Linked DNA regions of Homo sapiens: region 1 is linked to region 2. Evidence: read pairs that join two places in POLR2A ChIA-PET (ENCODE). Cell type or tissue: B cell. All regions are shown on one strand. Each heading gives the region's core, and the rest is flanking DNA. Links, peaks and the distances in the headings are about the cores only.

Evidence for each region. ChIA-PET counts read pairs that join two places held together with the same protein. Peaks named below come from ENCODE experiments on the same cell type or tissue, not always from the same donor. Only the 100,000 strongest peaks of a DNase experiment are listed, where the experiment ranks them.
Region 1: POLR2A ChIA-PET joins it to region 2 with 6 read pairs; 1 of 35 experiments calls an interaction of 5 or more read pairs at or near these places.

What each region holds. Positions count from the first base shown.
Region 1 is chr17:82,595,356-82,611,207 of GRCh38, reverse strand. FOXK2 (forkhead box K2) reads right to left here. Exons shown (of 9, transcript NM_004514.4): 9 at 6,606-9,905. The coding sequence ends at 9,709. Among named protein-coding and RNA genes, the nearest start is that of FOXK2-AS1, 15 kb to the right of the region's middle. RefSeq lists a silencer at 8,077-8,186 and an enhancer at 10,967-11,216. In B cell, for the core only: no CTCF peak of the experiment used is centred there; DNase peaks (open chromatin) are centred at 11,167, 14,757 and 15,027.
Region 2 is chr17:82,245,167-82,259,489 of GRCh38, reverse strand. CSNK1D (casein kinase 1 delta) reads left to right here. Exons shown (of 9, transcript NM_001893.6): 3 at 3,913-4,061; 4 at 6,246-6,474; 5 at 6,886-7,056; 6 at 7,963-8,111; 7 at 9,888-10,059; 8 at 10,476-10,615. Among named protein-coding and RNA genes, the nearest start is that of MIR6787, 16 kb to the right of the region's middle. RefSeq lists an enhancer at 5,990-7,189. In B cell, for the core only: no CTCF peak of the experiment used is centred there; DNase peaks (open chromatin) are centred at 1,879, 4,029 and 8,187; H3K27ac peaks cover 1,537 bases.

The DNA.
Region 1 (15,852 bases), core at 7,853-15,852, 340 kb before region 2:
AGCCGTGCTTCTTTTTTTCTTTTTTTTTTTGGCTCTGTCACCCAGGCTGGAGTGCCGGGGTGCAATCAAGGCTCACTGCAGCCTCGCCCTCCTGGGCTCAAGTGATCCTTCTGCTCCAGTTTCCCAAATAGCTAGGACCATAGGCATGCACCACCATGCCTGGCTAATTTCTTTATGTTTTGTTTGTTTGTTTTTGAAACGGAGTTTCGCTTTGTCTCCCAGGCTGGAGTGCAGTGGCTCAACCTCGGCTCACTGCAACTTCCACCTCCCGGGTTCAAGAAATTCTCCTGCCTCCACCTCTCAAGTAGCTGGGATTACAGGTGTGCACCACCACGCCCGGCTAATTTTTTGTATTTTTAGAAGAGATGGGGTTTCACCATGTTGGCCAGGCTGGTCCCAAACTCCTGACCTCAGGTGATCCGCCTGCCTCTGCCTCCCAAAGTGCTGGGATTACAGGTGTGGGCTACTGCACTCAGCCTACCTAGCTAATTCTTAATTTTATGATTTTGTTTTAGAGGTGGGGGTCACCCTGTGTTGTTGCCCAGTTTCGTCTCAAACTCCTGGGCGGAGCTGGGCATGGTGGCTCACGCCTGTAATGCCAGCACTTTGGGAAGCCGAGGTGGGCGGATGACCCGAGGTCAGGAGTTCGGGACTAGCCTGACCGACATGGAGAAACCCCGTCTCTACTAAAAAAATACAAAATGAGCCGGGCGTGGTGGTGCATGACTGCAATCCCAGCTACTTGGGAAGCTGAGGCAGGAGAAGTCGATCGAACCCAGGGGGCGCAGGTTGCAGTGAGCCGAGATTGCGCCATTGCACTCCAGCCTGGGCAACACGAGCGAAACTCCCATCTCAAAAAAAAAAACAAAAAAAACACAAAACACACACACAAAAAAAACTCCTGGGCGGAAGCGATCCTCCTGCCTTGCTCTCCCAAACTGTTACAGGCGGAGTCACCACGCCTGGCCTTAATTTCCTTTTTGATTGTTTATTGCTGGTGCATATAAATACAACTTATTTTTATCTTGATCTCGTACACTACCACACTGCTGAATTCATGTGTCAGGCTCTAGTAGGTTGAGTGTGTGTGTATTCTGTGGAAGTTTCTACACATAATCATTCCATCTGCAAGGAGAGTTTTCACCCCTTCCAATGTAGATGCCTGCGTTTCTTGGTCAATGGCTCTAGCTAAGACTTCCAGTACAGTGCTGACCAGCAGTAGTGAAGGCAGGTATTCTTGTTCCTGATCTGAAAGGAAAAGCTTTCAGTCTTTTACTGCTGAGTATGTATACGGTTAGCTCTGGGTCTCTTTGCATTTTTCCTGCTTGGATTTCGTTGAGCTTATTGGATGTGTAGATTCATGTCTTTATCAGATCAGGGAAGTTTTCATTGATTATTTCCTGAAGTGTGTCTTCTTCTCTTTCTCTGCTTCTGAAATTTCATAATGCTTATGTTGTTATGCTCGATGGTATCCCATAGGCCCCTTATTGTTCACTTTCCCTGCATTCTTCTTCTCTGCTGCTTAGACTGGGTAATTTCACTGACCTACCTTCAAGTTCACGGCTGCTTTCTGATGCCTGCTGAAATCCAAATTCCTTTAGTGAATTTCTTATGTTAGCTATTTTACTTTTCAGGCCTAGACTTTCTTTTTAGTCTCTTTTTATAATTTCTATTTTCTGCTATTTCCAAATGTTTCACACTGTTCATATTTCTTTCTTTTTGGGGCAGAGGGAGGGGCAGTGTCTGGCTCTACTGTTCAGGCTAAACTGCAGTGGTGTGATCACGGTGTACTGAGGCCTTAACTTCCCAGGTTCAAGCAATCTTCCCACCTGAACCTTCGGAGTAGCTGGGACCTCAGACACATGCCACCATGCCTAGCTGATTTTTTTTTTTTTTTGGTAGAGACAGAGTCCCACTATGTTGCCCAGCCTGGTCTTGAGCTCTTGGGCTCAAGCTGTCTCCCCATTTTAGCCTCCCAAAGTGCTGAGACTGTAGGCGTGAGCCACCACACCTGGCTTTGTTCTTATTTTACTTCTTTGTCCTGGTTCCCTTCAGCCCCTTGAGCATATTTAAGACAAAGTGTTTGTCTAGTAAGTCCAATTTCCAGGCTTCTTCAAGGATGGTTTCTGTCACTATGTCCCCTGCCCCAACCTCATGAATGGCTCATTGTTCTTATTCCTTTGTGTGTTTCGTTCTGTTCTGTTTTGAGACAGAGTTTCACTCTTGTCACCCAGGCTGGAGTGCAATGGCGAGGTCTCGGCTCACTGCAACCTCTGCCTCCTGGCTTCAAAGTGATTCTCCTGCCTCAGCCTCCTGAGTAGCTGGGATCACAGATGCGTGCCATCACACCTGGCTAGTTTTTGTATTTTTGGTAGAGATGGGGTTTCACCTTCTTGGCCAGGCTGGTCTTCAACTCCTGACCTCAGGTAATCCACCCACCTTGGCCTCCGAAAGTGCTGGGATTTCAGGCGTGAGCCACCACACCCAGCCTGTTTTCTATTTTTTTTTTTTTTTTTTTAATTAGAAGTGGCCAAGCATGGTGGCTCATGCTTGTAATCCCAGTACTTTGGGAGGCCAAGGCAGGAGAATAGCTTGAGTCCAGGAGTTCGAGACCATCCTGGGCAACATAGCAAGACCCGTCTCTACAAATAAAAAAAAGTTTTATTTTTTCCCCTCAATTTTGATTTCTTTTTTCAATTTTGTTGCCTGCTTGCTTTACATTTACTTTGTTGTTGTTGTTTTTGAGACGGAGTCTCGCTCTGTCACCCAGGCTGGAGTGCAGTGGTGCGATCTCAGCTCACTGCAAGCTACGCCTCCCGGGTTCACGCCATTCTCCTGCCTCAGCCTCCCAAGTAGCTGGGACTACAGGCACCCGCCACCACGCCCGGCTAATTTTTTGTATTTTTAGTAGAGACGGGGTTTCACCGTGTTAGCCAGGATGGTCTCGATCTCCTGACCTCGTGATCTGCCCACCTCGGCCTCCCCAAGTGCTGGGATTACGGGCGTGAGCCACTGCGCCCGGCCTCAGAATGCAATTTTTTTAATCTTTATTTTTGAATATTTGCAGTGTACTTTCCATTTCAGCATCCTTGTTTGTCTGTTTTTTGAGACAAGGTCTCACTCCCATTGCCCAAGCTGGAGTGTGGTGGTGCAGTCACGGCTCAGTCCAGTTTCAGCTTCCTGGGTTCAGGCGATCCTCCCGCCTGGGCCTCCTGAGTGGCTGGGACTACAGGTGCACACCACCACACTTGGTTTATTTTTAGTAGAGACAGGATTTTGCCAAGTTGCCTAGGCTGGTCTCCAACTCCTGGGCTCAAGTGAGCCTCCCACTTCGACCCCCCAAAGTGTTGGGATGAGACACTGTGCCCCGCCCTGCATTCCTAATTCAAAAATTTGAAGTCCAAAATGCTCCAATGAATATTTCCTTTGAGCATCGTGTCAACACTCAAAGTTTCGGATTTTAGATTACTGAGTTTTCAGATTAGGAATACTCAACCTGGATAAGTCAGTTTTCTTTGGCTGCTTTCCAGGTTAAAAAAAAAATGTCTTTTCTTTAGTTTATTGCCTCAACATGGTTTTCCTTGAGATGATCTTATTGGAATTCACTCACCTTCGTGAATCTTTAAAGTATTTATTAAAAAAAAAAAAAAAATATATATATATATATATACACACACACACATATATAGGCCAGGCGCGGTGGCTCACGCCTGTAATCACAGCACTTGGGGAGGCCGAGGCGGGCGGATCATGAGGTCAGGAGATCAAGACCATCCTGGCTAAGACGGTGAAACCCCGTCTCTACTAAAAATACAAAAAATTAGCCGGGCGTGGTGGTGGGTGCCTGTAGTCCCAGCTACTCCGGAGGCTGAGGCAGGAGAATCGCTTGAACCTGGGAGGCAGAGCTTGCAGTGAGCCGAGATCGTGCCACTGCACTCCAGCCTGGGCAACAGAGCGAGACTCCGTCTCAAAAAAATAAATAAATAAAAATAAATTAAAAAAATATATATATATGTATTTTTTTTTTTAAATGAGACAGTCTCGCTGTCGCCCAGGCTGGAGTGCAGTGGCGCAATCTGCGCTCACTGCAACCTCCGCCTCCTGGGCTCAAGCGATTCTCCTGCCTCAGTCTCCCGAGTAGCTGAGATTACAGGTGTGTGCCACCATGCCCGGCTAATTTTTGTATTTTTAGTAGAGATGCGGTTTCACCATGTAGGCCGGGCTGGTCTTGATCTCCTGACCTCGTGATCCACCCACCTCGGCCGCCCAAAGTGCTGGGATTACAGTCATGAGCCACCGCGCCCACCCGGACTAAAATATTTCTTTAAAAAAAATTGTATACGTTGTTTCTCTGTTTTATAGGAATCTAGTGACATACACAGTAGACCCTTCAATCTTGTCCTACAAGTCCCAGTTCATTTTTGTTTCCAAATGTTTTTCTGTTTATTCACTGAATTTTTTCATTTCTTTGATTCAAGAGCATTTGCCCTTATTTCACAGAGCATGGTTATAATAACTGTTCTTTATCTGATATTCCCAATATTTGGGTCATGTGAGAGTTGGCATTCGGTCTTTTCACTTTAGGGCAGAGATTTTTCTGGCTCTTTTTACGTTTAGTAATTTTGTATTCTAGACATTCGGCATACCTTGAGACTCCCAAGTCCATGAAACCCTCTGCAGGATGCTGAGTTGTGTCTCAGCAGGCAAGTAACCCAGTTATGTTCTGATTGCATGTGCCAGCCTGCCTCCTGGAGCTGTGACTCTGGTGTCAGGCTAGTCTTCCAAGTCTGTGTCGTGCTGTTCACCCAGGGGCCAGTCTACACAGGAGTTGAGCTCAAATAGCCTTTGCTGTTTTCCCCACGTCAGTGCCATTCATGTGGAGCTTTAGGGGGTCTCTTAACTCCTCTGCTGTGTCCTTTGACTTAAAAGCCCAGGTTTCAGCCTCTCTGTGCTGTTCCCATTCCTATGACTAGGTCCAGCTTGGGGCCAAAGTGGAGCAGGGATTTCCCTCATGCTCTTTGGACTACAGGGGCCTGTTTTCCAATTCCTCTCGTCAGCGTGAAGGGTTCTGTGGGAGTCGCCAGCGTGAAGGGCTCTGTGGGAGTCGCCAGTGTCTGCAGGGCTGCTGCTTGCAGGAGTTTCCCACGACCGTCTCTGCCCAGGATGAGAGGGAAGCGGGCTTCTCTTGGAGATTTTAATGTTCATCCCTAATGTGCAGTTCGGATAGACCGCCCCCGACTAGGCCCAGCAACGGACTAGGCTCAGCAATGGGAGGGGAAAACCCAGGAAAAACCCATCACACCGGTCCTTGTTCTGGCTCTAGTCTGCCTGCTGTTCTGTATTATATACGACTGACTTTCCATAGGACTGAGATAGTTGCTCTGTTTGTTAGGTCCACAGTTAGTCATAACCCCTAGGAGACACAGGTGGAGGAGTCCACTGGAATCTTTGTAGCCAGTTTAGTCATCAGAGGTCACTTGAGACCCACTCTGAATTGTAATTTTGTGTTGCTGTGGACATAGCTCAGAAAGGGGGCAACAAACAGTGACAATTTCCCAGCACCCATCAACGCAGCCCGGGTGCACTGCAGACGCAGACCTGGCAGAAACAAATTACAAATGACTGCTTCACTTTGCTGGAAGAGGCAGTCTCGCAGGGCGTGATAAACAGTTCTTTTATGCCAGTATGAACTGTTTTAAATTAGGGGATCAGTGTAAGGAATAAAACAAACACTCCGTTATGAACTCTCTGTCCGTGAACATCATTTAGCTCCCAAAGGCCTCTGTGTCATTTTCAGCACGGTTTCTTCCCTCTGCTACCCTGGGGTGAGTACTGATAATGTCATCACGATTCCAGACATTAGCGATCCACACCAGATTTTCAGGGCCTGAAGATCAAAGTGTTCCTGTGTGGGAACTTGAATACCCAAGTACCTCTTCAGAAGAGCTGCTTTTTCTTTTTTTCTGAGACGGAGTCTCGCTCTGCCGCCCAGGCTGGAGTGCAGTGGCGCAATCTCGGCTCACTGCAAACTCCACCTCCCAGGTTCACGCCATTCTCCTGCCTCAGCCTCCCGAGTAGCTGGGACTACAAGCGCCCGCCACTGCGCCCGGCTAATTTTTTTTGTATTTTTAGTAGAGATGGGATTTCACCATGTTAGCCAGGATGTTCTCAATCTCCTGACCTCATGATCTGCCCGTCTCGGCCTCCCAAAGTGCTGGGATGACAGGCATGAGCCACCGCGCCGGCCAAGAGCTGCTTTTTCATTTTCTGAGAAAATGTCCCTCAAGATGCTTTGCAGTGATCTTCATTCTCAGGTTGGAGAGAAAGTCTGCAGAAGAAATAGTGGCAGCCACAATCTCCAAGTAACTTTAAAACTCCGACATCATAGATCAATCAATCAAGACCCTGTTACCACTGCCTGTGACACGGCGCCTTTTCTACCTGCACGCTCAACCCGCTGTCCCACTGGCAGGGCCTGCAGTGCTGGTCCTCAGTGCAGCTCCCTGGTTAAGTTCTTGCCAATGCGCTAGGCCTCCGGTGTGCTCAGAAGAGAGCATGAAGTAAAAAGTCAGTCAATCAAAATGAAAATGATACTCTGCATTCCATTAAAATTAATAAAAATATTTTATTGAATTTCAGGAACTTGGTACTTTTTTAAAACTTCAAATCTTTGCACACAAATCACCACTATACTTTCTAGAATAGTGGAAGTTAGGACTTCAAGATTGTCACTTATCTCCTTGTGTCACACAGCACAGAAACCCCAAGTCCTCACACTGCCCCCACCCCCCTTCTGGCCATGACTACCAACTACTCTGTTATTCTAGCGGAGGACAATGACGGAAGTGGGTAGACGACTGAAGGAGATCAGCTGTCCACCGCGTACTCTACTAAAGTGAGAGGAGGAGCAACCGAGGATCATGCCGCACACACTCTGAGTGCACCACGTGACGTGGGTCATACGGGAGTTCCCTTTTGTTTTCTCGTTTGGTTCAGGGCAAAGCTACTGAAATTGTTCCTAGTCCCTGAGGAGCTCAGAAGTTGGGCAAAGGTCACAGCAGACTTCCTGAAAAGCAGACACTGAGGAACACAGTGGAGAGCGGGAGTTCACAGCGACGCAGCTGAGGACGACGCAGGACCTCTCCCAAAGGTGCTGCAGCTCCAGCACCAGGGGCCAGGGCTGCGGCGACAGCAGCTCAGCAACCCTTGCTGTGCTCAAGTTCTTGGGGATTCAGAGCTAAGTTCAAAATTTAGAAACAGTGCCTTAAAGACGGGCAAGAAAACCCGGTGTGGGAGTCTGCTCATCTATGGTTTGTTACTGCTCTCGCTTCGATATTCTTAAATTCCTAGGTACCAATGAAAAAGCCAAGTGAACGTGGCAGAGTGAGGAGGAGACAGGAGCGTGTGCACCTTCCATCTGTGAGAGGCACACTTCAGTCTGGGTTCAAGATGCAGAATGGTGCCTACGGCAAAAAAAAAAAAAAAAAACACCCTCCTCCCTTCTTTACCATTTGAATGGACATTTTCCTTACCTGTGATCCCAACAGAAACAGATCCAGACCTATCATGTGAAGTCCACGTTCCAGGATCAGAAGTAACCAGTTTATGGACTGAGCTTACACGGGAAAGTCTACCCCCGACTCCTTCTGGATAGTAACATACACAGCTGCATAAAAACGTCTCCAAGGGGACATACGATGCATTTGCTTGGTGTCCCAGCCAAGCTCCCCACCGGCGACCTCACTGTTCCTTAGAGCTCAAGAGCTCGTCTCCTATCAATCAGAGAACCCCATCAGCTGTGACCAACAGAGCTGGAGCCCTCTGTGGAGGGAGCTGACCCCACACACAGGACAGAGCAGAATCCTGATTATTTTACAAACTGCAAACCTTCTGAGTAAGAAGACAAAAATATACATTCCAAGGTATCTGTAAAGTGCTTGGAAGATGCAGACAGCTGCACCGAGGGGCTCTGATCCATCCACACGCTGCGCTTTGCTGCGGTCACACACACGGTCTCAGTCACGTGATGGTTTTGCTTTTATTTCTTAAACGGCTGAGTGATAATCCAGCTAGTGTGCAGTCATTTCATACCTTTCAATGGGCGTCACCGCAGTGACGCTGCCCCAGCCCCATGCTGAGGGCCGACACAATTCACGGAACAGATTCATCATATTTGGTCTTTATGTAAATAATAAATGTTTTAAAATTGCCTAAATATACCATTCTGAGCCATTTCATCCCTATTTCATCCCACCAGGAAAATACAGGTTTTTTCCTCTCTAAAAAAAAATTAAATACCAAAATAACTACATTTAAATAAATAATGTTATGATGATGACATTTAAAAGCTCAGCCATCAGGCTGACGCCCTCTCCCCATGTGCACGGCCCTCGGCCCTCGGCCGGCACACTCGGGAAGGGCCAGCGGTTTTCTTCCTGAGGAGCCGGGCGAGGAGGTGCAGGGACCTCCCACTCTCATTCCCTCACCCCCGTCCTGTCCTCATTTTCCGTAGAGGAGTCAGCCTCAGGATTGGGTTCGGTTCTGAAAGGTCAGGGACATTTCCTACCACAAAACAGGAAATGCCCCAGACGTGCCCTGCAGGACGTGGCTCGGACCCTGCTCCACCATGGCGGCCGCTCACCGAAGGTGGGGAGTAGACAGCAGGTCAGAGGCCGCCTAGAGCCGGAGGGACACCCCAAATACAAACATACCACGGAGAGACCTGGGATCTGAGTTTCAAAAGGGCCTGTGATAAAAGACTGAATCTTTTTCCAAATGAAGTAGAAATGGTTCTGTCGTTTTAAACATACACAATACTTAGGAGACTTGTTTTACTCAGAGTGGAAAATTTTGCCAGGGACAAAGTCAACACAAAGAAACAAACAACAAAAAATAGCCAGAAAGAGAACAGTTAAGTGCAGCTCGGTGAGTCCCGGCAGTTCCTTCCCGGCACTGGCTCGTCCCTGGGTTCTCAAGGTTCCATGCGGCCACAGCGTCCGTCCACCTGTCCACGCGAGCCACATGCTGAAATGGAGGTGGATAAAATTCATCAGGCAGCTGCTGTAACACGGAAATGTGCAGATGCCAGAGTAGCTTCGTCTGAACTTGAACAAGACAGACAAAAGGAAATCATTCCATAGGCTGAAAACAAAAACAAAACTACGTTGTTTCTTTGCCCCAAATGAAATCCACGGAAAGGGCCTGTGTGATTCTGAAAGTCTCAGTAGAAATGGAGTGATGTGAAATGCCCAAGACCCCATTATTTTGTAAAGAAAGGACACCTCAAAATACTCTAATTCCACATGTCTCCGCTGCCTGGTGGGTCCTGTGAGGGCGGCGGGGATGGCTCCCCCCGCGTCCTGAGGCCTAGTCTTGGGAGACCCACTCACAGCAGGCGCTGGCCGTGCCGTCCTCACACAGCGATGCCTGGTCCTCGCGGGAGGACAGAGTTTCACTCGTAGGTAGAAGCTCAGCCCAGCAGGTGCTCAGTGGAGACACCGTCTCCCAAATCAGGTTTTGTTGTGTGTGGGTTTTGTTCAAGTGTGACTTCTGTCTTTAAGGAGTGTTAAGGCCAGCTGGGTTTTGGGTTTTCAGTGCTGAGAGGTGAAGTCCAACCACAGGGCCCTGCACCCCCGAGTGCTGGCGGGAGGCCGCGTCTCCTTTTGGCACCACAGAGTTGATATCGTTAAAGAAAAGCTCTCCCGGTCGCTAGTTCTGGACACCCTTTTCCCTTACGGCTGCCGGTGGCGTGTCCACGCTCAGGGCAATGACGATGCCCTCGCCGTCTTCTGTCTTGATCCGCTTCAGCTCCGGCTGCTCCGGCTGGTCACCGTTGTGGCGCTTTGTGGGCAGGGAGGCCGATGCGGATGCGTGTGTTGCCAACATGTGCAAAGGACTCGCCGCGGCTGAAATGACACGAGGGAGTCAGAACCCCACGCTCTCACGTGAACCCTCGCGACTCAGAACCCCACGCTCTCACGTGAACCCTCGCGAGTCAGAACCCCACGCTCTCATGTGAACTCTCGCCCTCTAAGGGTCCTGCCACTCCCAGGCCCGCGGAGGCTCCCACAAGACCCCAGGGACTGGCCCACGGTGGCCAAGGGCACAGGAGCCTGGGCTGGGCCCTTGGGACCCCAAAAAACTGCAGCAAGTGAACTGCCTGATTAGCGGACATTTTTATTAACAGCTGGCATCATCTTTGTTATGTCCTATAAATAGGCTATTTTGATGTCACTGCTGGGGGAGAAAGGCTGAGTCCAGTAGTGGTTGAGGCAGACAGGAGATGGCCCTGCTGGCTCGGCGAAGGAGTGGCTGCCGCTCGCTGCTCTCCCTCATGCGGAGGCCCTGCCCTCGCCCCCCCACCACCCGCACAAGATGCTCCTGGACCATTTCCACACAGAAGGGAGCGGGGCTCCATCTGTCCCATAGGAGAGAAGCACCACAGTTTCTCATGGATGCTGCTCACCTGTGTCCTGGGTCAGTCCACAGAGGTGTGTGGGCAGAACAGAGACTGCTGGCTGCTAACGGCTGACCAGGCTGAGTTAATTCCAAAGGCCAAGCTTCCAACTAACATGCGATGGGTAATGTTATGTGCCAGCCTGGCTGAGCCACAGTGCCCAGATTTTGGTCAACCATTAATCTGGATGTTTCTGTATAGTTACTTCTTTAGATGAAATTAACATTTAAATCAGTCAGCTCTGAGTAAATCAGCTGATCGCCATGAGTGGGTGGGCCTCATCCAATCAGGTGAAGGACTAAGAAAAGACTGAGGTCCTCTGAGGGGAGCACTCTGCCCTGGATGGCCTCTGGACTCTTGAGAATCCAGCACTGACTCTTTCCCCGGGGTTCGGTCCACCCTGCAGATGCTGAGCTTGGCAGGCCCCACAACAGAGTGGGCAGATTCCACAGAATCTGTCTCCAGGCCGCCGCCTTGGCTCTGTTTCTCTGGGGCACCCTCACCTACCAGGTGCCATCAGGACCCCACCATCTCCAGCTTCCGGCACAGGCCAGTCCTCCTTGTGGGCGGCGGCATTTCTGGAAGACGCTGTCACCTCCCCAGGGGGCACTTCTTGGTGGGCCCCGTGATGCTCTGAGAAGCAGGTCCTAGGCCCCTAGGCTGCGCACACACCAGCCACTGCACTTCTCTAACCCAAGACCAACTCAGAGCACCCCAGGGTGGGAGCAGGAACACACCCCTGGGAGGCCCCAAAGCAGCTGTGCAGCAACCACTTCAGGCTGTCCCAGGAGGCTCAGAGCAGACACGCCTACAGGGCAGTACCTGAACCCAACCACAAACACAGCACACATGGTACGCTACGCCCTGGTGCCTAGAGATGTGGGAGGGGGACTTGCCCACCTGTCCGTCAAGGGCCAGCCCTCTCAGACCACAGGCCCTGGCGTGGGCAATACCCGCCTCCTACTCGCAGTCCCCTGCAGGGACGCTGGCTGGTCAGAGACCGACCTCCGCCCCCAGGTCTTCCCTAGCGGAGCGGATGTGAGTCCGGCCAGGTGCGTGGTCAGCTCCTCATGGCCAGATAGCCGGGGCAGCCACGAAGAGCGGGAGTCAACACTGGGCTCCGAAGAGACTCAAGCAGCAAACGGGGACCCAGTGACATCGGGTCAGCCGTGAGAGCCCCGTTTTAGAATTCAGGACATAGCCCTGAGGCCACAGAGGTGTGTTCCCTGGAAGCCAAACCCCTGTCAACAGTGTGGATGTGTGACTTTATCGTGTTCCCTTCTCCTTTCCACCTCTGAGCAACAGAAATAGCAGAGGACCAATTTACACATAAAACATGAACAAGAGGCCAGGTGCGGTGGCTCACGCCTGTAATCCCAGCACTTTGGAAGGCTGAGGCGAGAGGATCACCTGAGGTTACGAGTTCAAGACCAGTCTCGAACTGGCCAGCATGGTGAAACACCATCTCTACTAAAAATACAAAAACATTAGCCGGGCAAGGTGGTGGGGGCCTATAGTCCCAACTACTCGGGAGGCTGAGGCAGGAGAATCACTTGAACCCAGGAGGCGGAGGCTGCAGTGAACTGAGATCGTGCCATTGCACTCCAGTCTGGGGGACAAAGAAATTCCGTCTCAAAAAAAAAAAAAAAAAAAAGAAGCTGCTCAGCTTCCAGAAAGCACGGCTGCCACAAAGCAGGAAGCTGGGCTGAGGAAGAGGCTTGGAGCCCAACGAGAGGGCAGGGGAGACTCCAGACCTAGGGGAGGCACGGGAGGCCGCTGAGCCCACCCACGTGACCCGGAGGAGCCGTGTTAGGTCGGCACCCTCTCAGGGAGACCCCCACATTCCCTGACGTCGGTTTCCTGGCGCCTGACGGCAGGGTGGCCCCCACAGAGAGAGGCACACGCACCCAGATGCGAGTCACAGCCAGTGTCTGACAAGCACCAATACCCTGAATGAGATGAGGTCACTGCTATGGTGTGGGCATCTGTCTCCTGAAATGCTGAAACTCACTTGCCCACGCAGCCTAATTAGGAGGTGGCATCTTCAGAAGGTGACTTGACCATGAAGGCTTTGCCCTCACTAACAGCTTAATGCTGTCACCAAGGGACAGGCTCATGATTCCAGGAGTGAGTTCATTCTAAAAGGGTGAATATGCCTTCACCCCATCACCACGTGAGCACACAGGAAGAAGGCCCTTGCCAGCCTCCAGAACTGCAAGCCAATCCGTTTCTGTTCATGCTAAAGTCTTCCATCTTGGGTGTTCTGTTACGGCAGCACAACACGGCTGACTCACCCAACCCAACAGCCTCACCCTCACCAGGGCTCAAGTTGACTGGATGACCCAGAGAATACAAGAGGCGTAGGCCAGGCACAGTGGTCCACGCCTGCAACCCCAAGAGAGGCTGAGGCAGGCGGGTCCCTTGAGGCCAGGAGGCTGAGACCAGCCTGGACAACATAGCAAGACCCCGTCTCTATAAAAAATAAATAATTTTTAAAAGGACATAAAACTAGAAATGACAGACAGGAGGAATAATTTTTAAAAAGACGTAAAACTAGAAACGACAGCTAGACAGAAGGAATAAGTTTAGTGTTCTGCAGCACTGCGAGATGATGGGAGTCAACAATACGGTTTCAAACAGCCAGAAGGTTCCCAACACCTAGAAATGGTCAATGAGATGACGGATGTGCCGATCACGAGTCACATGCTTCTCAACATCACTGTGCACCCCATACACTTGCACAATTATTCTGTGTCAATTAGAGAACAGTAGTGAGAGGCCTGGAGTGAAAAGAAACTGGGAGGCCGGGCGCGGTGGCTCACGCCTGTAATCCCAGCACTTGGGGAGGTCAAGGTGGGCGGATCACCTGAGGTCAGGAGTTTGAGACCAGCCTGGCCAACGTGGTGCAACCCCGTCTCTACTAAAAATACAAAATTAGCCAGGTGTGGTGGCGGGCACCTGTAATCTCAGTTACTCAGGAGGCTGAGGCAGGAGAATTGCTTGAACCCAGGAGGCAGAGGTTGCAGTAAGCCAAGGTCATGCCACTGCATTCCAGCCTGGGCAACAAAAGCAAAACTCTGTCTCAAAAAAAAAAGAAAGAAAAGAAATGGTGACACTTAAATACTCTCATCCACCCAGCCCTGCCCTCACAGAGCCTCTGTCGCGAGGTACTCCGCCACGTGGAGACCCCACATGGAGCCCTGTAACAGCAGAGGGGCTGTGCTAACACGCCCGGCCCTGAAGCAGAGGTCTCAGCAGAGGCTCGGAGGGAGGTGGAGGGCACGCAAGGAAGACTAAAGGCAGCAGAGCCCTGGAGGTGCCGGAGCTGGGGAGGGAGCAGCCATCAGCCCTGCAGCCCCGGGGTGGGCCACAAGAGAGGGCGACCCCTCTCCTCCAGGGCAGAGAAGGAACACACACACGAGTTGGGCACATGCTCCTGATGAGGCCCACACGTGCTCTCTTGGGAAGGCACTGACTCTGTTGATCTAAAGATGCTGAATAAGGCAGAAGGGTCTGTGCAGCGAGCACTGCAAACTCTGGTTTGCACCGAGGACCACATGGTGCCAGGAAGGACCATCCTGGACAAGGAGTGTGATGTATGAGCACCTCGGGCCCACGTGACCTGTGTCGACACGGGTGTGTTACAGGGAGTCACGGCTTAGCGCGTGGGGCCTGGAGGCGACCCTGCCCCTGGGCACACCCAGAGGCGCCGCCGCCTTCACCAGCCCCTGCCCCTCACCGGCTGAACTCGTAGACAGGCTTGCTCTGTGTTCCGTGAGAGCTCTGAGCACAAGGGGCTCTCGCCACGCCTGACAACCCGGGGACTGTAACTTGGAGCAGCACTTCAGCAAGCCCGGGAGGACTACAGGAATTTCCTACCATGAAATGGAACCTGAAGTAGGTGAGAAGATGGGGAGGGGGTGGTCTGTGGAATAAAACAAACGTGAAATCAAGGAGATCGGCAGAGATCAAAGAAAGAGGGGCTCCGCCAGCTCTGCCACACACTCTGGATTCAACACCGTCCCAATCAAGACGCCAGCAGGCTTGGTGTAGGAATCCTACAGTTCACGCGGAAATGCCAAGGACCTAGAATGGCTGAAGCGATTTTTAAAAAGAACAAAGTTGGAGGAGCGACACCTCCTTAGTGGGAGACTTGATGAGGCTGCAGGAGCTGGGCAGGGAGCCCTGCCACACAGACTGCCCGCAGAAAGTGCGTCTGGAAACAGTCCCCACGTGTGCGCGGTCCCGGGGCGTGACGAGGGCACCAGGGCAACCGGTGGGGCAGGCACGTCCTGACGCCACCTCTGAGGCTCCCCCTACACCAAGCTCTGAGGCTCCCCCTACACCAAGCTCTGAGGCTCCCCCTACACCAAGCTCTGAGGGTCCCCCTACACCAAGCATGGAAAACACAGCAGGAACGATGAGAAGGGAACAAGCAGCCACCAAGAATCTGGGCAAGGAACGTGTTCCAGAATTAAGGCGTCAGCGAACAACTGCCCTAGTAACGTGAAAGAAAAAGAAGAAGGGACTCAGGCTACTGAAGGCGAAGCAGGAACTGACCTGCAGTTGGTGTGAGCTGGGCAAACCCCGTGACCACCTCAGATGCTCCTCCCTGCAATCGCGGTCGCAGTCTGTGGCCGCAGGTGTGGCCTCAACCGACTCTAATGTGTCTACAAAAAATGTGCAGACAGCCGGGGCCACTGCGGTAGGCCAGAGATGCACAGACGCGCAGTGTGACTCTGGTTTCCAGTGGCCTTTCTCCTACGCTGACTCGGAACAGCATCCACGCTGTAGGTGTCTCTGGACAACCTTCCACCTGTCGTTTCTCATCCCAGGTTCCGGGCTGCCGGAAAAGGCTTTGCTCTTGTCTCCAGAAGCACCTGCTGGTCTGTCTGGATGGGGCCTGCTGTGTCAACTGAGGCAACTCCAGTCTGAGCTGGCACATGGGGGCCTTCTGAGGCCAAGGGGCCCTGGGGAGAGGAGTGGGAAAGGACCCCAAGTCACAGGAGCCAGGTGCACTTTTAGGGCCCAGGGAATAGTGACACAGGCTTAATAACAGGGACCGACCCCACTGTTAGAGCTTTCAACGAAGAAAAACCGTGACCACATGTATAGCACTCTGTCCTCTCCAGTTCAAACACAAGGAGAAGGCTGGGCGCGGTGGCTCACACCTGTAGTCCCAGCATTTGGGGAGGCAGAGGCGAGAGAATCACTTGAACCTAGGAGTTTGAGACCAGCCTGAGCAGCACGGTAAGACCCCATCTCTACAAAAGAAAAAAAATATTAGCTGGACATGTTTGTACGTGCCTGTAGTCCTGGCTACTCAGGAGGCTGAGGCAGGAGAATCACTTGAGCCCACGAGTTCAAGGCTGCACTGAGCTGTGATCACGCCACTG
Region 2 (14,323 bases), core at 983-8,982:
ATGTAGATTTCCATTCCCCCCTGCAGTGCAGCCAAGTTTTGTGTAACCCACATCATCCTCAGCCTCACAACACTGTTTTCAGCAGGGCAGAGGGTGAAAAAGGCAGAAATAAAACTGCTGTTACTGGCATGTGATGTGATGTAATTTCCTAAATAGGGATCTCAGAACAGATTAGAGAGTTGAGCAAATTTAAGATCAAAATATAAAATCAATTCATTTTGTTAAACCAACAATTTAATTGGTTACAAAATGTAATTTAAAACATAATGCTTACAGTAGCAAAAAGGTATCTGGGGTAAATTTTAAGACAGATAAGATCTGCATGCAGAAAATATATAAACTTTATTGAAGGACATTTAAGGAAGATTTGCTTAATTCTCCTCTATGTTCAGAGAAAGGAAGATGCCAGGTGTCAGGTCTCCCAAAGTTGCTCTTAACATTCAATGACGTTCCCATCGACATCCAGCCACTTCTCTTTCCTGACAAGGTGACTAGAATTCACTGAGAAGAGTGCAAGTCCAGGATTAATTAAAACACTTGTGAAGAAGAGGGCCATTTGCCCTGCAAACACCAGCACTTACTATAAAGCTGTCGTGATGATACTTTGTGTGGTTCTGGCCACGAGAAGGGCTTAGAAGGAGGACAGCCTAGAACACTGAGCACACCGGGCCTCAGGGGTTTCTAAGTATTTATCATTCTCTGTTAAGAGGAGTCCTGAGTGCTTGGAGAAGCAGCTGATTCCAGGGCTGGGGCAGAAAGAAAGAAGGTGAATCTGGAACACATGGCAGGCATTTGTTATGAGGTACGGGAAAAAGTTTGAAAGGTGATCTGTTGCCTAAATTTGGGACAGTGAAAACTCCAAAATGAGTATTAAGAAGAAGGAACTGTGACTCATTGGAGTGGAGAAAGGGAATTTGGGAATCCGTAATGCTGCATCTAGAGAGAGAAAAGAATTCACAAATCCGTAATAAGGTTGAGTATCTGAAACACCCAAAGTCGGGAACTTTATGAGTGCTAACATGATGCTCAAAGGAGATGCTAATGGGGGCAGTTTGGATTTTCAGATTAGGGATGCTCGACTGTGACGCAGAATGCAACTATTCCCAAATCTGAAAGTAGATGTGTATTTGCATATATATAATATATATATATACACATATGTTCAGGTTTATATATACATTTATGTTTTTTATATAAATATATACATATATATAAAAGACCGAAACATAAATACACATATATATGTATATGCCTCATGCCTTTAACTTTTTTTTTTTTTTTTTTTGAGACGGTCTCATTCTGTCACCCAGGCTGGAGTGCAGTGGTGCAATCACGGCTCACTGCAGTCTCGACTTCCTGGGCCTAAGCCATCCTCCCACCTTAGCCTCCCGAGTAGCTGGGACTGTAGACACACAGCACCATGCCTAGCTAATTTTTAAAATTTTTTTGTAGAGACGGGGGTCTCAGTATGTTTTCTTTCTGGTCTCAAACTTGGACTTAAGTGATCCTCCCACTTCCACCTCCAACGTGCTGGAATTATAGGCCTGAGCCTGGCCAGTTAAAAAACTTTTCGACGGTGGAATACAGTCGAAATCTGTAGTAACGTTTCATGGCTTTCCCTGCTGATGTGAACATCCGGGTCTGTTCAGTTAACCTCTTACTCCAGGTTTGTTTTCCACTTTGGATGCCGGACATTGAGAATGTCACGCATGCTGTGCTCTTCCACATTCTGCAGGCTCCTCCTCAGCTCTCTTCTGGGATGAGGTTGGGTTCCATGGATCTGTTCAGTCTGGCGTTTGTGCTTATGCTCCCAGCAGTGCAGGGGGCAGCCCAGGGCGCCCTCTCACGGCTCCTTCCCGCCCTCAGGCACAGCTGTCACTGGCTGGCACGGCTGTCAGTCATTGGCCGGGCCCAGTGTTGTGGAAACCACCCTGTGATGTGTGAGGGTGTGTGTTTTGTTCTTTCCCTTAGTTACTTAAGGTGTGAGGGCGAATCAGGCCCCTATTACTGTTTTTGTTAGAAGTAGAAGTAACTTTAACACTTTAAAAAAAAACAATAGCATCTCTTTTTGACGCTGAGGGCAGAAACTATTTTTTTAATGTAAGATACTGAAAGCACTCATAAAGCAAAAGATTAAGGCATTCATATTCATGAAAAGTCTTTTCATCAAGAAACTCCAGAAGAAAATAAAAAACATGCCATTAACTGAGAGATACTTGCCTCACAAAAAACCTGCAGTGGTTTAGTATCTAGAAGTTATAAAGAACTACTATGAATAGGAAAAAGATACCATGATAGAAAAACTTAGCCAAAAAAAAAAATACATGCCTTCAGAGGAGAGGCGATACATGTGGCCAGTAAAATGAGCTGGGCATGGTGGCGCCCACCTGTAGTCCTACCTACTCAGGAGGCTGAGGCAGGAGAATTGCTTGAATCCAGGAGGCGGAGGTTGCCGTGAGCCGAGATGGTGCCACTGCACTCCAGCCTGGGTGACAGCGAGACCTCGTCTCAAAACAATAAAATAATGAAACAATTTTTTAAATGAATTGAATTTCCCTAGTGGTACCAAAACTTGCTTTAAGACTAAACTAAAAATCTGTCTTGCCATGGAAGGACATAAAAGGTTTATCCAGGCCGTTCACAAGCCGTATGTGTGTAGAGCCATGTGTATAGTTGCGGATCCAGTGCTGTGAAAACATACCGAAGAGACATGTTCTTGTGGATATGAGAAAAAAAAATAGGACCAAAGGACGTATTTTGGGGGTGGCATTTTGAGAAACCCACCTGTTGCTGCAGCATTTGAATTTGACTGTGGCGTGAGGCTGCGGTGCACATTCCTGTGCATGTTTTTACCAGCATGTGTTTTCCATCTCTCTGAGAATCTTCTTGTGGTCGTTGACTTTTCATACGTAACGTCTTGGGTGAAGTGTCCAGGTCTTTCACCCATTTTTTCTAAAATGGATTTTTTTTTTTTTTTTTGACAGGGTCTTGCTCTGTGGCCCAGGCTGGAGCACAGTGGTGCCATCACGGCTCACTGCAGCCTCCATTTCCTGGGCTCAAGTGATCCTCTTGCCTCAGCCTCCCAAGTAGCTGGGACCACAGAAGCGTGCCACCACACCCACCTAATTTCCAGAATTTTTTGTAGAGACAAGGGTCTCCCTTTGTTATCCAGGCTGGTCTCGAACTTCTGAGCTCAAGCAGTCCTCCCGTTTCAGCCTCCCAAAGTGCTAGGATTACAGGCATGAGCCACTGCACCTGGCCCGTGTGCCTTTATAGTGTTGATTATGCCTTCAGCACTGATACTATGCAGCCATCTTTAAATTCTTCCTGTTGGATTTATTGTGTCTTTATTTTCACTTCCCTGATTTGTATATTTCAATCCTGGGTTACTGTGTAAATCCCCAAAAAGTTTTCATTGCTTTTGCTTTTCTCTTATCCAGTCAAATACTTCTACCAACATCGGAGTAATTGAACATATTTTCTTCTCTCACCTAACCCACGGTAGCTGCTTTCTCTCCTCCCATCTCCTGTGTGACGTTTCTGGCGGGCTCTGCTGCTCCTTTATGCCTGAGCTCTTTTCTTTCCCACATCGTGGCTGCTTTCTGTGTCTCCTGCCCCCCTGCCCTAGAAGACGGGAGTCGGGGAGGTGGGGCTTCGATCCCCTCCTTGTCCCCCTTACAGCTCCTGTCTGCTTGGCCCTCATCCAACGTCTGCCTCAGGCCATTTGCTAATAGATGGGGCCTAATCTCGAGGATGGGTCCCTGAGGAGCGGCGTTGCCGGGGTCTTCTACCTCCACCACCCCTCCCCCGTTCAGGATTGTCACCATGACCCCTTGGTGTGCACAGTGCAGACTTAGTGTGGAGCTGAGGCAGGGCCTGGACTGAAACACTGTGTCTGATTTCCTTGCCTAGTGGGCATCCCCACCATCAGATGGTGCGGGGCAGAGGGGGACTACAACGTCATGGTGATGGAGCTGCTGGGGCCAAGCCTGGAGGACCTCTTCAACTTCTGCTCCAGGAAATTCAGCCTCAAAACCGTCCTGCTGCTTGCTGACCAAATGGTAAGGACTGTTTCCTGACAGTTGGCACACACTTGCTGTCTGATAGAATCAGCCACTCGCTTGTGCTGTTCTTGCCATTATTATGGCCATTAATTCACAGAGGAAATGGAAATTTGCTGAGCCTCAGCCTTGAGGCTGCAGTGGCTCAGCTCACTGGCTTCTCGAGGCTCCGGTGGCTCCGCTCACTGGCTTCTCGAGGCTCCGGCGGCCCAGCTCACTGGCTTCTCGAGGCTCCGGCGGCCCAGCTCACTGGCTTCTCGAGGCTCCGGCGGCCCAGCTCACTGGCTTCTGGAGGCTCCGACGGCTCAGCTCACTGGCTTCTCGAGGCTCCGGCGGCCCAGCTCACTGGCTTCTCGAGGCTCCGGCGGCTCAGCTCACTGGCTTCTCGAGGCTCCGACGGCTCAGCTCACTGGCTTCTCGAGGCTCCGGCGGCTCAGCTGACTGGCTTCTGGAGGCTCCGGCGGCTCAGCTCACTGGCTTGTCGAGGCTCCGATGGCTCAGCTCACTGGCTTCTGGAGGCCCCGGCGGCTCAGCTGACTGGCTTCTCGAGGCCCCCGGCGGCTCAGCACACTGGCTTCTCGAGGCCCCGGCGGCTCAGCTGACTGGCTTCTCGAGGCCCCGGCGGCTCAGCTGACTGGCTTCTCGAGGCTCCGGTGGCTCACCGCACTGGCTTCTCGAGGCTCCGGCGGCTCAGCTCACTGGCTTCTCGAGGCTCCGGCGGCTCAGCTCACTGGCGTCTCGAGGCTCCGGCGGCTCAGCTGACTGGCTTCTGGAGGCTCCGGCGGCTCAGCTCACTGGCTTCTCGAGGCTCCGGCGGCTCAGCTCACTGGCTTCTCGAGGCTCCGGCGGCTCAGCTCACTGGCGTCTCGAGGCTCCGGCGGCTCAGCTGACTGGCTTCTGGAGGCTCCGGCGGCTCAGCTCACTGGCTTCTCGAGGCTCCGGCGGCTCAGCGCACTGGCTTCTCCAGGCTCCGGCGGCTCAGCTGACTGGCTTCTCGAGGCTCCGGCGGCTCAGCTGACTGGCTTCTCGAGGCCCCGGCGGCTCAGCTGACTGGCTTCTCGAGGCCCCGGCGGCTCAGCGCACTGGCTTCTCGAGGCCCCGGCGGCTCAGCTGACTGGCTTCTCGAGGCTCCGGCGGCTCAGCGCACTGCACTGGCTTCTCGAGGCTCCGGCGGCTCAGCGCACTGCACTGGCTTCTCGAGGCTCCGGCGGCTCAGCTCACTGGCTTCACAAGGCTCCGGCGGCTCAGCTCACTGGCTTCTCGAGGCTCCGGCGGCTCAGCTCACTGGCTTCTCGAGGCTCCGACGGCTCAGCTCACTGGCGTCTCGAGGCTCCGGCGGCTCAGCTCACTGGCTTCACGAGGCTCCGGCGGCTCAGCTGACTGGCTTCTCGAGGCTCCGGCGGCTCAGCTGACTGGCTTCTCGAGGCTCCGGCGGCTCAGCTCACTGGCTTCTGGAGGCTCCGGCGGCTCAGCTCACTGGCTTCTCGAGGCTCCGGCGGCTCAGCTCACTGGCTTCTCGAGGCTCCGGCGGCTCAGCTCACTGGCTTCACGAGGCTCCGGCGGCTCAGCTGACTGGCTTCTCGAGGCTCCGGCGGCTCAGCTCACTGGCTTCTCGAGGCTCCGGCGGCTCAGCTCACTGGCTTCTCGAGGCTCCGGCGGCTCAGTTCACTGGCTTCTCGAGGCTTCTGGAGGCTTCGGTGGCTCAGCTCACTGGCTTCTCGAGGCTCTGGTGGCTCAGCTCACTGGCTTGGAGGCCACCTTCTCGGTACCAGCATAGCACGTTTCCATTCAGTGGGTTCCTCAGTCTCTCAGGAACACACGTGATTCCTAAGCACCTCCGTGCAGTTTCTCTGCTAATCCTGGTGTGTAGTCTGTGCAGAGAACAGTGCTGGGAGAGACCGATGTCTAGTGGCGGGTTGTCCCCTCTCTGTCGCCTCACCTCTCTGTTTTGTGGGAGCTGAAGGCAAAGCGCCTAGGCCTGTGGAGGGTGGAGTGTGGAGGGTTGCTGCAGGCACCTGGGGGAACAATTTGGTCAGTTCGGCATCCCCCTCGCTAATTGTTAAACTACCCTGCTGTGGCTGAGGGGCAGGAACAATGCAGCCACTGATGTAGTGTCCCACAGTTGAGCGGTCCCTCCCTGAGACTGCCCTGGGGTGCCATCTCGCGCCCTTGCTCTGCTCACAGATCAGTCGCATCGAATACATTCATTCAAAGAACTTCATCCACCGGGATGTGAAGCCAGACAACTTCCTCATGGGCCTGGGGAAGAAGGGCAACCTGGTGTACATCATCGACTTCGGGCTGGCCAAGAAGTACCGGGATGCACGCACCCACCAGCACATCCCCTATCGTGAGAACAAGAACCTCACGGGGACGGCGCGGTACGCCTCCATCAACACGCACCTTGGAATTGGTGAGCCCCTGGGCATGGGGTCACTGACCTGGGGTGCCTTTGGGCGCGTCCATGCCTCAGCCCAGGGAGAGGCCAGCCTCTCGGGGAGCTGGGGCTGCAAGCGTGTCATCAGACCTTTGCGGCAGACAGGCTGGCTCGTGACTGCCAGGTGTATGGGGGCAGGCGGATGCTGGGACATTTCTGAGTCACCTGTGATGTGTTTGGGAATTTCCTTAGTATGCATGAGGGGCAGCTCTGGGTGAGAGTGATCTGGGCATGTGTGTCCGAGGTTCGTCTCCACTGGAAGTGCCAGCTGGAGTGATCTGGGCATGTGTGTCTGAGGCTAGTCTCCACTGGAACGGCCAGCCGGGTCTTTTGCTTTGACGTGAGCACGCAAGTGCCGTTCTTCACGCCTTTCCCTTTTCTTTTCAGAACAATCCCGAAGAGATGACTTGGAGTCTCTGGGCTACGTGCTAATGTACTTCAACCTGGGCTCTCTCCCCTGGCAGGGGCTGAAGGCTGCCACCAAGAGACAGAAATACGAAAGGATTAGCGAGAAGAAAATGTCCACCCCCATCGAAGTGTTGTGTAAAGGCTACCCTTGTAAGTCTCTGGAGGCCTCTTCTCAGCGGAGCTGCTCACAGGGGTTGCATATGTGTCGGGTGTGCCGAGACGGCTCAGTCTGGGTTTTGTCAGAAGAGTTGCTCACCTTCCAAAGGGGTGGTGGCAGGAAAGCGGGGCGCTTTTGTGTATGGAGGTAACAGCCTGCCCTCCTGTTCATCTTGACTTACTTGCCAAGTGCCCATCAGCGTGGGGAGTACTTGGAGGCCCTGGAGAGATGGCAGGCAAGGCAGGCCCGAGCCTCAGGGCCCCAAGTGGCTGGAAAGGGATGGACAGGCAGTGGTGGGGCCTCTCTCTGCAGTGGCTGCCCTCTCTGGCCCCCTCCAGGAGCTCGGGAGATTTCCTTTGCATTTGTAGGATTGCCCCAGGATACACACCTCAAATGAAACTAAATTGTGCTTTATGACTTCTTTTTTTTTTTTAAGACACAGTCTCACTCTGTCGCCAAGGCTAGAGTGCAGTGGCGTGATCTCGGCTCACTGCAAGCTCCGCCTCCCGGGTTCATACCATTCTCCTGCGTCAGCCTCCCCGGTAGCTGGGACTACAGGCGCCCGCCACCACGCTCTAGAACTTTTTTTTTTTTTTTTTCAGTAGAGATGGGGTTTCACTGTGTTAGCCAGGATGGTCTTGATCTCCTGACCTCGTGATCCGCCCTCCTCAGCCTCCTAGAGTGCTGGGGTGACAGGCGTGAGCCGCCGCACCCGGCCGTGACTTGAATACTTTTCGATGCTTTCTCAAGGCTTCAGGTCTTAGAAATCTGACAGGTGTTTTGCATCTGTCCTTCTCCCCTTGAGTGTGCAGCAGCAGGAGGTAGACAGCGACGTTGGCAGAGACACCTTGAGTCGCAGTTGGGTTTCATGAGTTAGCTTTGAGTTTCTTGTTTTGTAGCCGAATTTGCCACATACCTGAATTTCTGCCGTTCCTTGCGTTTTGACGACAAGCCTGACTACTCGTACCTGCGGCAGCTTTTCCGGAATCTGTTCCATCGCCAGGGCTTCTCCTATGACTACGTGTTCGACTGGAACATGCTCAAATTTGTAAGTCGCACTGCCAGCACGTTCGCTGAGTGTGGTGTGCGGGGGATGGCTTGTCAGTGAGAGGCCGGCGGCCGTCTTGTTGAGGGGCTGTACCATATAGGGAGTGTCTCTGGTTGTGAAGGGCAAGTGTGTAGTGGGCAGGACCTGGACTGAGTGGGTGTCTGCCTGCCAGAAAGGGGTGCCAAGAAGTAAGACGCCATTAGGGAACGCAGAGGGGTCCATGGAATTCCTGGGTGTGGACAGCAGGAGGCCCCTTCCCTCCCTGTCACCAAGCGGAGCTAGGGCCCAGAGCATGCCCTGGGGGCAGAGGGTGGGGGCTGGGGGTGCGCATTCCCATTCGCTGTGCCACATGGTCGTGGTGCCCACGAGATGAGTGGGGTTGGGGCCTGGTGAGGTGCTACCCGTCTAGCCTGACTGACCCTGTCATGAGCTGATTTTCCCTGTGGCTTTCTTGATGCGGTGTGAGTATGCAGTGGAGCCTCTAAAACAGGCAGCCCAGCCCTGGGTCCATGTCTGAGCTGAATTACTTTTCAGACACCGCTGTCAGAAATGAAGCTCCTGTGGAACTGTTGTGTTCCTTCATTAAAAACTTACTGTTTTGTTGTCAGTTTTAAATAGAATTTGGAGCTTTTCCAGGCAGCAGTCTGATGGAGGAGCAGAACTGCCTCTTGGGAGGGTACAAAAACGGCAGCCTTGTCCAGTAGTCGTGCAGGGGCCAGGGAGGGGCGGGGTCTCCAGATGCTGGGAGGGGTGCACTCTGTTCATCTTGACTTACTTGCCAAGTGCCCATCAGCGTGGGGAGTACTTGGAGGCCCCGGAGAGATGGCAGGCGAGGCAGGCCCGAGCCTCGGGGCCCAGGTGCCGGGAGGGGTGCACTCGGCAGGGCAGATCAGTCCCTCTGCCGGGGCTGTGCTGCCTCGGGAGGAATCAGAGCGACCCTCCTGCGGCATTAGAGTCACCCGGCCCTCAGAGCAGGCTAGGCCAGCGTTTTCCGTAAATGGCAGCATGAGGAGTCTGGGCGGTGCTGGCCGCACGGTGCTGCAGCCGCAGGTGTGTCGGTCTGTGTGTTGCCTGGTGAACGTGGCTGTGTCCAATGAGCTGTACTTGCAGGAAGAAGTGGCACCTGGGTTTGGCCCCGGGGCTGTAGTTTGCAGGCCCCTGCCGCACAGCATTGGCAGTTAGAATCTGCTTTTTCATAGGTTGCTGTCTCGGCTTAAAATCTGACCTCCCCACCCCCGTGCATCTGGATAGTGCAGCACAGATCCGGCTGCCGGCTGCTGGCCACGCCACCACACCTGCACAGGCTGTTGGAGGCTGCAGGGTCCGGACCCTGAGTGTACTCCTCGTCCGACCAAACGCTCTCATCCCCACCCCGCTTTCCTCCCCAGCTGTCACCATTTGGGGCCTGTCTTTGGCCTCCGATGGTTCCTGTCCCTCTCCTCTTTCTGCACGTGTTAGTGAGCATGTTCACAGAGCAGCAGGGGGTAGCTGCTGCCCATTTGGAAGTTTAAGGAAGTTCTGAGCCCACAGGGAGATGCCATGGCGAGTGGGGTTTTTTCGATTGTTGGGGGAGCTGAGAGGCCTGGCTCTGACCCCTTGTGGGGATGATGCTGTCATCCCATGAGGAGAAACGTGCAGCCTGTGGGGGGCTTTGCAGGCAGTCTCGTCCCAGTGCCCTTTGGTAGGTATTTTCTCACGTGGCCGGGGCAGCCTAGGACCTAGGGTTGCTTTCTGCCAAAGCTGGTTCCATTCCGGCCTCACCTCCTGCCTCCTCAGGGTGCCAGCCGGGCCGCCGATGACGCCGAGCGGGAGCGCAGGGACCGAGAGGAGCGGCTGAGACACTCGCGGAACCCGGCTACCCGCGGCCTCCCTTCCACAGCCTCCGGCCGCCTGCGGGGGACGCAGGAAGTGGCTCCCCCCACACCCCTCACCCCTACCTCACACACGGGTGAGTGCCCCCCTCCCAGCGCTCTGGGGCTGGCTCTGGGGTGACTTCTTGTGTCTTGGGGTTGGTGGGGACAACAGGGTACTTGGTGGTGGACACTAAGTGCCCTGTGTCAGGCGATGCTCGCTCCTGAGGGTGGATGAGCCAGGCTGCCCAGGCGCCTTTAGAAATGCCGGCACCTGCTGGTGTGCGTGATTCCTCCCGCATCTCACGTTCCTCCCCTGTGAGCCCCTTGACCTCGCTCCCATGTCCCTTTGTGTCCCTCCGGCCGGATCTGAGTGTTGGTGGCCATCGGCCACAGCCAGGTCCTGACTGTCCAGGCAGCCCAGGGTCCTCTCTGGCCACAGCCTCTCATAGAAAGCCCCGAGTGAGAGGCAGCAGACGGGGGCGGCCCACTCCGTTTCTCTCCCTGTCCTCAGCTAACACCTCCCCCCGGCCCGTCTCCGGCATGGAGAGAGAGCGGAAAGTGAGTATGCGGCTGCACCGCGGGGCCCCCGTCAACATCTCCTCGTCCGACCTCACAGGCCGACAAGATACCTCTCGCATGTCCACCTCACAGGTAGGTGCAGAGCTCCCGGGCGGGCGCTGGGCCTCGGGCTACCCCGTCCGAGTCAAGAGCGGGCTGTGGTTTCTCCAGGGCTTCTTCTTTCCTTTCTTCCCCCCATTTTTGAGAGTTTTTAATCTCGCCAGGGTGTGGCGTCTTGGTTGCAGATGAGGCTTCTCGGGAGGGCCTGGGAGACATGCTGGGCCGTCATGGGGCTTGTCTCCTGGTTGCAGGTGGCCAGTCTCAGGTCTCAGGTCCCTGAGGCCAGCAAACCGTGGGGGCTTTCTCCTGCTGTTTGAGTGCCCCGCTGCCCGCAGCCGTCCCCAGGCAGCTGACACCGCTCGCCTGCTTGCGCCCCATTGTGGGTGCCCCCAGCCCGAGGGAGCCTTCCTCATTCTTCCTCATTCTTGCCACTGGCCAGGGATGGAGGCCCGTAGGGACCTCCACGGGCTTCTTGTGAGACCCTCCCTGGTGGCATGCCCTGCAACGAGGCTTTCCTTCTTTTGACGGCCTCACCTGTCTTCCCTTGGACGAGAAGTACCCTGTTGCGCAGCCCAGGCCTAGCCACGGCCACCGCCTCTTCAGCATCCTGCAGCGGTCTCTCCTCTCCTCGCTCTGGCTTTTGTTGTCTTTTGCGTTTGCTAACGTGCTCTTTGAACTAGAACAGCTTTCTCCATATGGATCCATTATATTTCTTCAAATAGTTTTCTGGGTTGTTCGCCAACAGGGGCAGGGTTAGTGGGGCAGGGCTGTTTCACCAGCAGGCATCCTGGGGGGTGCCCAGATCCCCCACGGGTCTTCCGGATGAGCAGGAACTCAGTTCAGAAATGCCCTGGAGCCTGGCTCTGGGCTTGTGGGGAGGTGTTTGTTGGGATCACAGGATGGAGCCAGGCCTGCTGCCGTGAGCGGGGCTGGGTGTAGCTGGCTAGCCAGGAACATGCCGGAGTGGGGAGCACTCTTGACCACTTGCCGTCTTTTAATGATTGGGGTTTTACTGCACGTTTCTAATTCACTAATAATTTCACTAGAAACAGACCTTTTTGTATAACTTCTTCCCAAAGAGACCAAAGATGCAGGGATTTTGGCTTCGTGGTTATTTTGACTTTGTGGTTATATGAATTGGGCTCGAGGGGTCTGGGCTGCGTCACGAGAATGGGTCCCTTACGTGCACACAACCCTGCTGTCACCTCCAGACACAGCACAGAAAGGGTTTAACTGGCTTCTTTCCACGAGCCTGGCACTTGCGCATCAGTTCCTGTGAGCAGTTCCCGGGAGGGTCTGCCCGTGCCCTCGTGTCTTGATGTGCGGCTGGCTCTGTAGCCCCTGAACCATGGTACAGGAGCCCAGAGTGCTCCCCATGCTGGGTGCTGACCGGACTTGGACAGCCTCGCCCCAGCGCTTGGCTGACAAAGACTAGGGAAGGGGCCTGAGTGCTTTTTGTTTCTTTTAAAGAAAGTAAAGTGTCCAGTGGTTTGGGATCTTTGTGGGCAGTGAAGGTGTCCTGAGCGTGCTGAGTAGCCACAGCCCTGAGTCCAGCTGCCTTTTCTCGGTACACGGCCTTGGCGGCACCTGGGTGTGGCTGTTGTAGCCACCAGCCCCCAAGGTGGCCGTGAGCAGTGTCTCCTTCCATGGTGAGCTGTGGCAGGAACCCGCAGCTGGCTCTTAGGCCCTCGTTTTCCATATGAGGAAATACAACGTGGGCTCTAACAGCAGGGAGGAGTCTCCAGAGAGAGCTGGTTTGGGGGTGTGTTCTCTCCAAAAGAAGCCTCTTGGCCTCTGCTCCTGGACACCCTGGGGGGCCTTCCTGAGAGGCATGTTGAGGGCTCCCCACCTCCAGGGCGGGCCCCCTCCTTTGTCACCATCTCACAGGAAGGCTTTGGCCGTGTGTCCTTCCTGCCAGACTCTGCCAGCACCAGCACACGTGGTGGCTGTGAGCAGCAGCTCCCGTTTTGAATCCCAAGGGGGAATACAGGAGGCTCAATTGCTCTGAGCGCCTCACCTGTTTGCTCGGGTGAGCTGGAGACACAGTCACCGTGGGCAGTGACTCATCCCCGGCCAGTCTTCCTCCTCGGGCCGTCGCTCTTCCCTGTTCTTTCTGCTCCTCTCAGGAGACCTTGCGCCCTGTGGAGATGGGAGGAGGCAGCAGGAAGGTCTCCCAGGGCTTGCTGGCCGTGGCTGGGTGTGGATGGGTGGAAGACCACGTGGCAGCCTGCCTGTAGGTCACAGAGGCCCCCATAGTTGTAGGGCCCCGCCCCAGCCCGGACTCCGCCTGGGTCTGTTCCCTCTTCGCCCCCTCTCTTTTCGGGCTGTTGGTGTTCGGCCAGGGCTCTTTGGCTACAGTAGCCTGGGCCCTAAAGGCCATCTAGTTGCTGAGTCTGTTTGGGGTTTTTACTTGGTGAGAAGAAGGCCTTGTCATTCCAACAGTCGATGACTCGCTTTGATCAACTCCTGCCCAGGACTAGGCCTGAGCCCTGTCGTCGTACCGGCGAGGATGTGCGTCTCCCCTGCCTTCAGGCTGTGCCCTGAGACCCAGTTGTGGGGCTGCCCAGCACCTGCCATCCTGCTGGGATCAGGTTTTCTTAGTGCTTGAGAAGACTCAGGAGGGCCTGTCCCATGCCATTGTTGGCCTTAAGAGCAAGTGATTCCAGAAGAGGAGTGGGCACCACTCTCATCCAGAGGCCCGTCCTGAGAGGCAAGTGAGGCTGTGCTCTGTGCCTGGGCTCCCCCAGGTGGCACCTGTCGGTCTGTGGACCTGGTTGAGGCAAGGATGCCCATCTGGACATGGAGCCGACACAGGTAGTCAGGGGGCCAGCGGGACGCTTACCAACAGCTGTCTTTTCCCCACCTCAGAATAGCATTCCTTTCGAACACCACGGCAAGTAGCTGCTCGTCTCCCATCGGAAGGCAGCACTGGGTGAGTGTGCGCGTGGCGGGCGCCAGGCAGCAGCGCCAGGTGGGTGGGAGCCACCATGCCCCACCCATGGGAGCTTGCAGGTGGGCTGGGCTTGCATGCCAGGTGCTGGAGGTAGAGTGAGGCTTCTTCTGCTCTGTTCTTCTTGTGGGGTGCAGAGCGGCGGCAGTCCGCTGCCCAGTCTTGGGGGGAGGCTGTCCACAGAGAGCTTTGGAACAGAGTGACCCCAGGAGACCATCCTGTTGGCCTGTGGCCTCCCCGTGACTGCGTTCCGTGTGCCGTTGCTCTCCTCCTGTCCTGGGTGCCCACCCGTGAGGCAGGAGTGGCAAGGCGGGTGCCCCGAGCACTTGAGTTGCCTTGTCTGCGGTCGGCCGTGCCTGGAGGGGCGTCTGTGTCCTGCTCAGCTGGGTGGCTCCACGCTTGGTGTTGGGGGCTCCTAAGCTCTTGCTGCGCCACACTCTGGGCAGTCTCTGCCATGCCAGCTTTTCTAGTCGCCTCTCTCTTCCTGTCTCATTTATCTCTGTCCTTGTTTTGTGTTTCTTTTCACACTTGGTCTCTGCCCAGCCGTCTTGTCCACGCAGCTTCGTCTGTATTAACTCCTCCAGCCGCAGCCCACTCACTCCCCGCCGTCGGTGCATGGCCGGCGTCCACGCTGTGCTCCCTCCTCGGCGGCCACGCGCGCTCGGCGGCTCCTTCCAGCAGGGGCTTGCGCTTCTGTCGGGTCTGTGCCGCTGGGAGACCCGCTGCAGTTTTCACACTGTGCACACTCTGGAAATGTGTTGACAGGAACTGCTTTTCATGTCTTCCCTGAG